2 separate regions of the Mus musculus genome follow, and region 2 is linked to region 1. A link is a loop called in an ENCODE intact Hi-C map of the cell type or tissue named here. Cell type or tissue: left cerebral cortex. All regions are shown on one strand. Links, peaks and the distances in the headings refer to the core of each region. The heading gives the core; the rest is flanking DNA. Region 1 holds the start of Tspan1 (tetraspanin 1). Region 2 overlaps Mast2 (microtubule associated serine/threonine kinase 2).

Region 1 (5,382 bases), core at 319-5,318:
AAATGGGGGAGGGGGGACAATCATTCCTGCTAGCCAGCCCTGCCCCAGAATGATCCTTCCTAGAAGGGAGGTGAGAGACTCAAGCTTCTCCATCCCTAGCCTTCCGCATCTTCACCCAAACCTCTGTGTGGCAGTCAGGTTGTTAGTGGAATCAGGAATCAGCATTTGGGAAGACCCTCTGCTTCCTTCTCATATAGGAAAATTTACAGGGCAGAGTCTGGGTACCTAGTTTCCCATTCTCCAGCCTGGCCTCTGTTCAGACTGTGACCTGCTTTTGTAAGGAACCCCAGGAAACCCACAACCACCATACTTACAAAGATGAGTAGATTGAAGAGGAACATCATGACCTTAATGAATTTGAAGCACTGCATGGTGTGTCCTGGGAAACAGACATGCACAAATTAGGGCCTTACCTCCCACTTGCCCTGGGCTGGCTGTGTTTTTTTGAGTCCAACATCTTGTTATTTCTCACCAAATTTCCCCTGCATCTGGACTCTAATATCTCAGAACTTTTTCCAGTCCTTTTGTTGACACGTATGCCCACCTGTACTAGTTCTCAGATCTTAATATCCCCAGATCCCCATGCAGGTATTACAAGCCTGATCTCACACTCCAGACCACTCAACACCCTTGCCTGACACCTGTCTTTCCTAATCCTCTTTCTAAACCAATCTCAGATTCTTCAGTACCCACCAATGGCTTTTTCTAGCACCCCAAACCTGTTTTTAGACTGGTACCTATTCATAGATTAATCCCTGGTCTATGCCATCACCTGCTTCAGGGCTCTTGGCAATAGGTTCTGAACGGGATCTGTTGCACTCCAGAAGGAACAGAACAGCTCCAGGAAACTGCCACTCAGTGTGCTGGCAGAACGCTGAAGGAGCGGCTAGTCCTCGCAAAACACTACTCACCTACAGGTGGGGCAGGTGTTTTAAAACCTCCTGGCCGCAGGCCCGCCCGCTGGCCCCACCCAAGGCTGATTAGCCTTCTTTGCCCCTGCTGCCCCCTACTGCCTGGAGATAAGTTCCCAACACTGAAAGCAATAATTAAATCTCTACCTGGAAATGTCACCATAGACTCTGCCTCTCCTGAAAAGGGGTGTATGGGGCAGCAGTGTCAGGAGCTGGACAAGTAGCTTTCTAGAACTTTTGGGTGCCTCGCTCACAATAGTGTGATATGATTCTTACCTTGAAACTGTGTGTTTACTGGCACCCACATCTGCTCGAGCTGCCACCCATATGTTTACACACAAAACTCAGTCACGGGGGGCTGGTGAGATGGCTCAACAGGTAAGAGCACCCGACTGCTCTTCCGAAGGTCCTGAGTTCAAATTCCGGCAACCACATGGTGGCTCACAACCATCCATAATGAGATCTGACTCCCTCTTCTAGAGTGTCAGAAGACAGCTACAGTGTACTTACATATAATAAATAATAAATAAATCTTAAAAAAAAAAAGGGCTGGTGAGATGGCTCAGTGGGTAAGAGCACCCGACTGCTCTTCCGAAAGTCCAGAGTTCAAATCCCAGCAACCACATGGTGGCTCACAACCATCCGTAACAAGATCTGACTCCCTCTTCTGGTGTGTCTGAAGACAGCTACAGTGTACTTACATATAATAATAAATAAATCTTTAAAAAAAAAAACTCAGTCACGTATATAACATAGAGTGATACTCTTTTTTTTTTTCCTTTTTTCTTTTGGTTTTTCAAGACAGGGCAGGGTTTCTCTGTGTAGACCTGGTTGTCCTGGAACTCACTCTGTAGACCAGGCTGACCTCAAACTCAAAAATCTGCCTGCCTCTGCCTCCCAAGTGCTGGGATTAAAGGGATGCACCACCACTGCCCAGCAGAGTGGTACTCTTGAATGTAAATGAACATGTCTCACACTGTCTCTTGCGTGTTCACACACACATAAGTATATGCACACACTCGTGAGCACGTGCGTGCACGCACACACACACATATGCACACACAAACAAATGTACATTCATGTGCATACACTTATGAGAACACACACACATGCTCATACATATGCACGCTCATACATATGCACACACATACACTTGCACATGGGTGCACACACACACACACACACACACACTTTCAAGGATATGATCATGGTCCTCTGTTCTCACCACAGAACAGGAAATGGTTGTTTTTCCTCTTCCTTTCACAAAACCCACAAGACTTCAAGGTCACCGTCATCATCCTCTTCCTCCTCCTCCTCCTCCTCCTTTTCCTCCTCTTCCTCCTCCTCCTCCTTCTTTACATCCTTTTGCCTGCATATCTCTGATGTGTGAGCCTGGTTCTTACGGAGTTCAGAGCAGCCCATCAGATCCCCTGGAGTCCTGGAACTGAAAGTTAAGGAGGCAGTGAGCCACCATGTGGGTGCTGGAAATCAAACCAAGGTCCTTTGCAGCCTCAACCACTATGTCATTTCTCCAGCCCCCCCCCCCGCCCCCCCCCCACTCTTCTTTTCCCCCTCTCCATATTCTGGAATCCAGAGTATGGCCCTGGTCATTCTGCCAGCAGGTGGCACTATGGGCCTACAAAGGAGACACTATCACCCCAAGGTTCTGTAACCCTTCTTTTCTGGGGCTCCCTCTTTGTTTTCCTACTCCAAGCTTCCTGGTTGAGAGGTTCTTCACAAGTCCTTGCTCCCCAAATTCTGGTTCTGTCATTTCTTAGCTGTGTGGGCCCTGGGGATTTTTATTTGTTTATTTATTTGTTTTTATTTTTGTTCTTTCAAGACAGGGTCTCACTATGTACCTCTGGCTGTCGTGGTGCTATGTACGACAGGCTGGCTCAAACCTACAGAGATCGCCTGCCTCTGACTCCCAAATGCTGGGATTCTTTAATCCCATGTGTGTCACTGTGCCTGGCCATTTTTTTATTTATTTATTCATTTATTTACTTATTTATTTTAAAGATTTATTTATTTATTATATGCTTTAAGTACACTGTAGCTGTCTTCAGACACTCCAGAAGAAGGCGCCAGATCTCATTACGGATGGTTGTGAGCCACCATGTGGTTGCTGGGATTTGAACTCAGGACCTTCAGAAGAGCAGTCAGTGCTCTTAACCGCTGAGCCATCTCTCCAGCCCCATTTTATTTATTTTTAAATTTAAATTGTATTTAACATGTATGAATGTTTTGTGTGCATGTGTGTCTGTTCTGTGCACCCTGTCCAGAGGCTAGAAGAAAAGAGATCTCCTAGAAATACAGTTACAGACAGGAATCCTGTAAGTGTTGGAAATCAAACTGGGTCCTCTGGAAGAGCAGCAAGTGCTCTTAATGGTTGAGCCAACTTTCCAGCCCCTATTTATTTATTTATTTATTTATCCTGTGTGGGGGGGGTTGGGGGTGGGGGGAGGAGGGGTCTATATTGACCTGGCTGTTCTGGAGCTCCTGACTTGCCTTGAACTCAGAAACCTGCCTGATCCTGTCTCCAGAGTGCTGGGATCATAAGTGTGAGCCACCAACCTGGCTTTATTTCTTTCGAGAAGAGGTCTCACTCTGTAGTTCCAGACTTGCCTCAAACTTGGACAGCTGAAGCAGGACTGTGTCAAGCGCTAGGATTGCAGTTGTGAAACGCCACACCCAACTAACTAGAATTCTTGGTCGTCCTGCCTCAGCCTCCCTAATGCTAGAGTTCCAGGTATGTGTCATCCCACCCCACTACTCTGCCGAGATTTGTTTTTCTGTCTCCGTTTCCTGGTCTGTGTAAGAGAGTAGTTGACTCAGAACAAGGAGCACTAAGAGGTCAGAGCAGAGAGCACTACTAGCGTGATTATGGGATGGATTTAGGGGAGGGATGATGATGGGAGAGAGATGGTATGTGTGTGTCCTGCTAGGGACAGCACCCAGGGCTTTGCACACCAGAGACAAATGCCCTGTCGCTTGAGCTACGTTCCCTGACTTGAGGAAGTGGATTGATTTTTATGACTACTTTTGTTTTCTTGAGAAACGGAGTCACCATGGAACCCTGGCTTGTGTAGGACTCACTATGTAGCCTCAGTTGACCTTGAACTTGCAATGGTCTTTCTTCTACCTCTACCTCACAAAGTGGGGGAATTTCTGGCTTGTGCCACTACACCCAAAGAAGTGGGTTTTTATTTGTGTTGGTGAGTGCGTGTGTGTTCATGTGTGTGTGTGTGTTTATTCACATGTATGCAGGTGCCTACAGAGGTCAAAAGAAAGTATCACCTGGAGGTGCTGGGTGTCTCCTGCAAGAGCAGTAAGCATTCCTAACTGCTGAACCATCTCTCTAGCCCGGAAGTGGATTTTTTAGTTTGTTGTTTTTGATTGGAAGGAGGCAACTGTAGAGACAGAGAAAGCAGATAATATTACAGGTAATAAGCCAGTGGGACATGCCTGTATTAGCAGCTACTCTGGAGGCTGAGGCAAGAAGATCTTTTGATCCTACAAGCTTAAAACCCTTCTGGCCAAGAGGTGGTAAGATCCCATCTCAAAACTGAAACAAATGGGCAGAGCTTGGTGGTCAGTACCCATTATCCCAGCACTCAGGAGGCAAGGGCATGTGGATCTCTGAGGTCCAGCCAGTCAGAGCCATTCCAAACTATACTATAAAGCTTGCCTTAAATGTGCAACATGCTTTGGATTTTTTGTTTTGTTTTTTTGCACAACAAAACTATAAAATAGACTTTTGTTTTTTTTGTCTGTTTGCTCTAAGTTGTTTTTGTCTGCTTATTTGGTTGGGTTGGGATTTTTGTGATTGTAGGTCCCACATAGGCCATCCACTGACTCTATGAAGCTAAAGATGACCTCAAACTCTTGAAGCTGTTGGCTCCCACCTCCACATGGGTTTTAGGTGGGATTATAGGTGTATATTGCCACCATTTTAGACTTTCTTTTTAATCCATATTTTCTTTTTTTTTTCTTTTCTTTTTTTTTTCTAAACAGGGTTTCTCTGTGTAGCCCTGGCTGTCCTGGAACTCACTCTGTAGACCAGGCTGGCCTGGAACTCAGAAATCCGCCTGCCTCTGCCTCCTGAGTAGGCGTGTGCCACCACGTCCGGCTAATCCATATTTTAAATACAGGGAAAAAAACAGAAGCCCAGAAAGCCAAAGGACCTGTTAGGGTCACATAACTTGTGACTGGTAGAGCCAGAACTCAACCTGTCAGTCTACCCTAGACACTAATGGAATCTCTAAGGAGGCAGGCAAGTGACGTCCATGAAGATCCGGGATGGAGACTTTGGCCCAGAGCCTGAATAAGGACAGAGGCTCACAGGAATAGTGGCTAAAAGTTAAGGAAGTCAAAGTAGGGCATGGTGAGGCCCCAAGGTGCAGGAAGGATGACAGAAGAGAGACAGAGGCCTAAGGTGTGGAGAAACTGGCAAATCCAAATCCTCGGCTTC
Region 2 (5,382 bases), core at 83-5,082, 230 kb after region 1:
TTAACTTAGTGTTTTATGGGACTCCTAACTGTGAGAACAAACGGATCCCTGACTCTTGTGCATAACCTTAAAATAGTTGTCCTTCAGTTGGATTGCTGAGTCCAATTTCAATATAATAGTTTTCTTTCACATTATAATTTTATTTTGTCATGTTTGGTTGTAGAAGCCTGTCCTTTTCTAATGAGAGACAGAAAGAATTTGAAGAGGAGGGGAGATGGGGAGCAACAGGGAGAAGTAGAGGAAATAATAATCAGGATATATTATCCTCAGGTAAAAACTAACTTGTGTCACCTCACTCCCCATTCTCTGCCAGTGTTGCTGAGAAATCAGAGTCTTAAAAGTGCCACTGTTCAGAAGTATTTAATTAACACTTAAGGCATACTAGAAAAAACTATTGCTTCTAAAATTTACTTGAGATTTTTCTTTAGACATTATGACCATTAATAAACTATGATTATCCAATGAAGGGCAATTCAGTTTACAGTCCTTAAAAACAAAACCAAGAGGCACAGAAATATCAAGAATTCTATTTTTTTCTTTTATTGGAAACAGATTCTTATCAGGGCAGTGGTGGTATACCTTCAATCCCAGCACTCAGGAGGCAGAGGCAGGTAAGTCTTTGTGAGTTTGAGGTCAGCTTAAGCTACAGAGTGAGTTCCCAGGACAGCCAGAGCTATACAGTGAAAATAAAAACAGCCCCTAAAGTCAAGTTTTACCATAAGACCTAAATCTGAATTTCTTTTCATGTAAAAACAGTCACTTCCTATAATGGATGGGGCTCCTCCAGAAAAGATGCTCAACACAGTCGTCTCCAGGCATATTTTTACCAGTAAGAAAGTGAATGTACAGTGTATGACTGTTTCATCCCCTTCTTTTCCCAGGAACAAATTCCAGCCGGAGAATGAGCCCAACACACAATAATAAGTCAAGCTATTATTTTTCCAGCTTGTGTCTTCTTTCACATAAATCATTAAATAAGCCAGTGTACTTCTATTTTAGTATTCATTAGCATTATATTGTGCCAAAATTACAGTAGTTTAATTCTTTTACTTTCAAAGCAGCTGATCTGGTAAAGGCTGCCTTCACTCAAACTTGACCTTGTTTTTTTTTTTTTTTGTTTTTTTGCTTTGTTTTGTTGTTTAATTTTCAAGACTTTGTTTTTATTATTTCTTTCTTTCTATGTATGTATGTATGTATGTATGTATTATTTCTTTCTTTCTATGTATGTATGTATGTATGTATGTATGTATGTATGTATATCTGTGTCTAGATGTGTGTCAATGAGTGCAGATATCCAAGAAGGCCAAAGATCCTGAAGCTAGAGTTAAAGGCAGTTATGAACTATTTAAAAAGGGTGTTAAAAACTGAACTTGGGTCCTGTCCAAGAGCCACACCTACTGTTAATTGCTGAGTCATCTCTCTAGACTCTATGCTTAGTTTGAGGGGTTTTGTTTGTTTGATTGTTTGGTTTAGTTTAGTTGATACAGGGTATCAGGATGGCTCTGGCTGCTGCCATGGCACTATGTAGAGAGGCTAGTCTCCAACTCACAGAGATGTGCCTGCCTCAAACCTCCAAAGTGCTGGGACTATGCTCGTCTTTTGTTGGCTTTTTAAAACAGTCTTCTTTAAAATTATTGTAATTATTTTATGTCAGATGTTGGGACCATTTAGTTATTTAGTTGTCTAGTTTGTTTGTTCTGAGACAGAATCTCAATTATATAGACCCAGTGCTGGCATTACAGACCTGTGCCACCCACCAATTTAGAGACTCAACTACTTCTGCTAGGATCTAAGGCATGCACCATCATCGAATTGGCTTGAAACTTTAATTTCTTTAAACAAGTGACCAATTTAAACTCCTGCTTTTCACACATTGCTTCTATTTCAGAATGTGTACCTGCTATATTCTAGAAATGAACCTGAAGGTAGAAACAAAACAAAACAAAACATACAGCTACAAAACAAAACAAATGAAAATAAAGTCACCCTCCAGCTATGTAATCTGACAGTTTGGTACTCTCACTAAGCAAAAATAAACTCAAAAGAAAGGGCATCAATAAACAAAGTAGCAGATCCTGCAATAGTCAGCAGTGAAAAGAAAAAGATGCCTGTCTTAACACAAAGATGACAAAATAAACAAACAAAAAAATTAAAATTCACTACCAGAGAAACACGATTCCATTTCTGAATCCCAGCAACTAAAGAGAAATGTTATTTATATTAGGAAATACAAGTACGCATGCTTATAGAGGCACTTTCCAATACACCACTACTGAAGAAGCATCCTGAACACTTTTGAAGTGTATTTCAGAATGTCCCTGAAATATCGACTGACAAATCACTGAGCCAACTGTAGTAGAAGGGGACATATAACCCACTGAGGTGTGTGAGATTTCTGAACTCCAAGTCATACTAGACAACTGGTGAAGAACTCAGTAAGTATTCCTCCTGCGTTTGAGGGTTTGCAATATGAAAATATTAATAAAAGGCACAATCATGAGCTGGAAACATGGCTCAGTTACTGCTCCATTAGAGGACTGGAGTTTGGATCCTGGCACCATCTGGTGGATGACAAATGCCTGTAACTCTTATAACTCTTAGTTCCAAAGGATTTCTGAAGCCCTGCCCTACCACACATTGACTGACACACACACACACACACACACTCTCGATCTTTCTCTCTCTCTCTCTCATACACACACACACATATACACACACACTGAATAAAAAGAAATATAATCAAAACTACAAATATCATGTTTTAACTTGTTTTAAGTTTGCCAATCCTACCTTACATAATATATTCTTTTTGAACACAAAAAAATAAAATAAATTAAAATTAGTTCAGGGGAATTGAGAGGACCAGGGTGCTTTTTGGGGAGTGGGGGATATCTTTACAAATGTCAAATAAACCTAACGAAAGCAAGAAACACTGTTGTATTTCACAAAAACAGACCCTCATAAGTTGGTTGATCAGCTAGAATTTATACTAGAACCGTCATTGTGTCCATGATGAGCTAGCTAGTTTGTTATTTACAAAAAAAAAAAAAAAAAAAAAAACCCAGAGCAAGATGATCTGATTTATGGTGCATGATAAACATATCCAAATTTGAGAAGAAATGTGGTGAGTTATTTTAATGCTAAAGGTATTCATTAAAATTACATTTAAGTTGTCTGTCAGTCTCTGCATTTCCTCTTATTCTTATATACCTTATTCATTTCTTCATATATCAAATATCTAAGAACTGAGAAAGATGGAGGATGGATGGACAGAAATACACAGAAATAGACAGGCTAACATAAATGGATAGCATATATGCAAAGCAAAGGTTTAGAAAAATGTCCTAATAGTTTACACAGAATCAAATGTTACACACACACACACATGAGCATGACTTTATTATGAAATAGAGACAAGCATAATGGTCAGAAACAGAATGTTTGCATAGCTAATGTTCAAATTAGGTTTGTATCCTACATAGGTTTGATTTAATTGCTCCACTCATTTAATTCAAAGTAAGTAAATCCAAGCAGCACTTTCCTATGGAAAGTAGTAATAATAACTAAGAAGCATGTGGTCGCACTCCCTGTAGTCCTAGCTATTCAGGAGGCTTGAGAAAGGAGGGTCACCTGAGCCCAGGAGTTGGAGATCAACCTGAGTAATATACCCAAGACCCCATTTCAAGATAAAACAAAAGAAATGAAAAGAAAACAAATTAGCAAGGTCTTAACAAAAGTTCTCTAGTCATAAGTATATATGACAGAATAAAATACTTAGTGACACCCCCTCCCCCATGCACTAAATGAAATTGCAACAATCTGATACATCTCCAAAAGGTGCTAACAGTATTTAAAAAGAGGCTTTGTTTTACTCACCTGTAAACCTCTCCTTCTCAGAATACTCGAATCATCCATAGCAAATATCAGACAAAAAAAAGCCACTCCCCAGACACCAACTACTAGCACCTATTTACTGCTGAATAAAGAGGTAAACAGTCCATTCAGAACAGCAGGCTGTGCCCAGTAACCCAGCAAACAGCTAACCTAGGACACAATTATTGCCTAATACTAAAATATAGAAAACTCTCATTAGAATCAAAGCAGGAACAGAGAAAATACTTGATATTTGCTTTTCTTTTCCATACATAGCCTCCTTTGTCTGAAATTATCTTAAGTACCAAGAGAAGAACAAAGGTCCCAGGAAAAGCAACTGCAATCTTTGCTATCCAGACTTCACTGCTTATTAAAAAGGTTTGGCAAACAAAACAAGAGTCTCCACCTACAGCTACTAAGCTCGTAAAATCGGTGTCACGTTTTCCTTTCCAAAAATAAAAGCATTCCACGTCCATTTCTGAAGGTAAATATGCTTCAAAAATATAAAAACAACAACAAAAAAAACATATTATTCTGCTGCCTCTTTTCGGGCTCAAACTGATACAAAACCAGTTATTGTTTTGGTTAAGTCGGCAAAATTCCTTTCATCCTTTGTACAGACAAAGCAAATGTCAGATTCTTTCGATACTGTCACAGACTCTTTTGTTTCTTTATCGCTAGCTACGCAGATCTCCCCTTCTTGGACAGTCCCAAAGCCTCTTCCGCCACCCTCCACCCTGAAGCCTGGACCATTGCTAAGGTTGGTCTCTCAGCTCTTTTATGTCCTTGGAAGGATGAAAGTACACGTGCTGTGAGTTCTGAGCACGGATGAATTCATTCATCTATTCATCGCTGACAGTGCTGCCACAGGAAACGCTCCCTATTCCACCAGATGTCTAAAAGGACACAGCCAGCAAAAGCATAGCTTCACCAAGCTATAATAAGCTCAGAATTATTTCTTTGGTCACTGCCTGCCATACTTGAAGCAGGACTTCAGCCACATTTAAAGATGTCTATCCCTTAATTCATGAAACAAAACACACTGTTTTAGATTTCAAGACTGAAAAGGTTATCTCTTATGACAGGACTCTAACTTAAATACTCATAAGTGTTTAAATTCTCTAGCATTGTAGAAATTGTTAAAATCCCAGGAAAAAAAATGGAAAATTGAAACAAGTTGTGATTCTTCTAATAAATCACATGAAAATTAGAGAAAGTAGGACTACATTATCAAGATGATTACTATATTACCTTCTAGTTTACGACAATTGTTCTTTACACTATAGGACATACTGCAAAAATTATTAACCCCGCAAGAGATTCCAGAAATGAACCCAAATTTCCTATTTTGATAGAAACGGGCATGTACAGAACACCTAATCAGCCTTTTACATTCTGTAAGGAGTAAACATACCAGCAGCTATGTGGCAGATTCAGTATGTATCCCAGGGGGAGGAAAAGCTGCCCTTCTATAGCTATGCCAGCTGCAACCAAGTCTGGGGCTTAAAG

Evidence for each region. Peaks named below come from ENCODE experiments on the same cell type or tissue, not always from the same donor. Only the 100,000 strongest peaks of a DNase experiment are listed, where the experiment ranks them.
Region 2: a loop joins it to region 1, with 2.1 times the contacts of the local background. A loop is called at or near these places in 3 of 42 quality-filtered maps.

The regions. Positions count from the first base shown.
Region 1 is chr4:116,166,694-116,172,075 of GRCm38, forward strand. Tspan1 (tetraspanin 1) reads right to left here and starts at 905. Exons shown (of 8, transcript NM_133681.4): 1 at 773-905; 2 at 315-379. The coding sequence starts at 371. In left cerebral cortex, for the core only: CTCF peaks have their summits at 1,018 (motif pointing left) and 2,536 (motif pointing right); a DNase peak (open chromatin) is centred at 2,547.
Region 2 is chr4:116,401,487-116,406,868 of GRCm38, forward strand. All of the region lies in intron 3 of Mast2 (microtubule associated serine/threonine kinase 2), which reads right to left. Among named protein-coding and RNA genes, the nearest start is that of Mast2, 60 kb to the right of the region's middle. In left cerebral cortex, for the core only: a CTCF peak has its summit at 2,578 (motif pointing left); DNase peaks (open chromatin) are centred at 866, 1,589, 2,551, 4,315 and 1 more place; H3K4me3 peaks cover 2,288 bases; H3K27ac peaks cover 2,298 bases.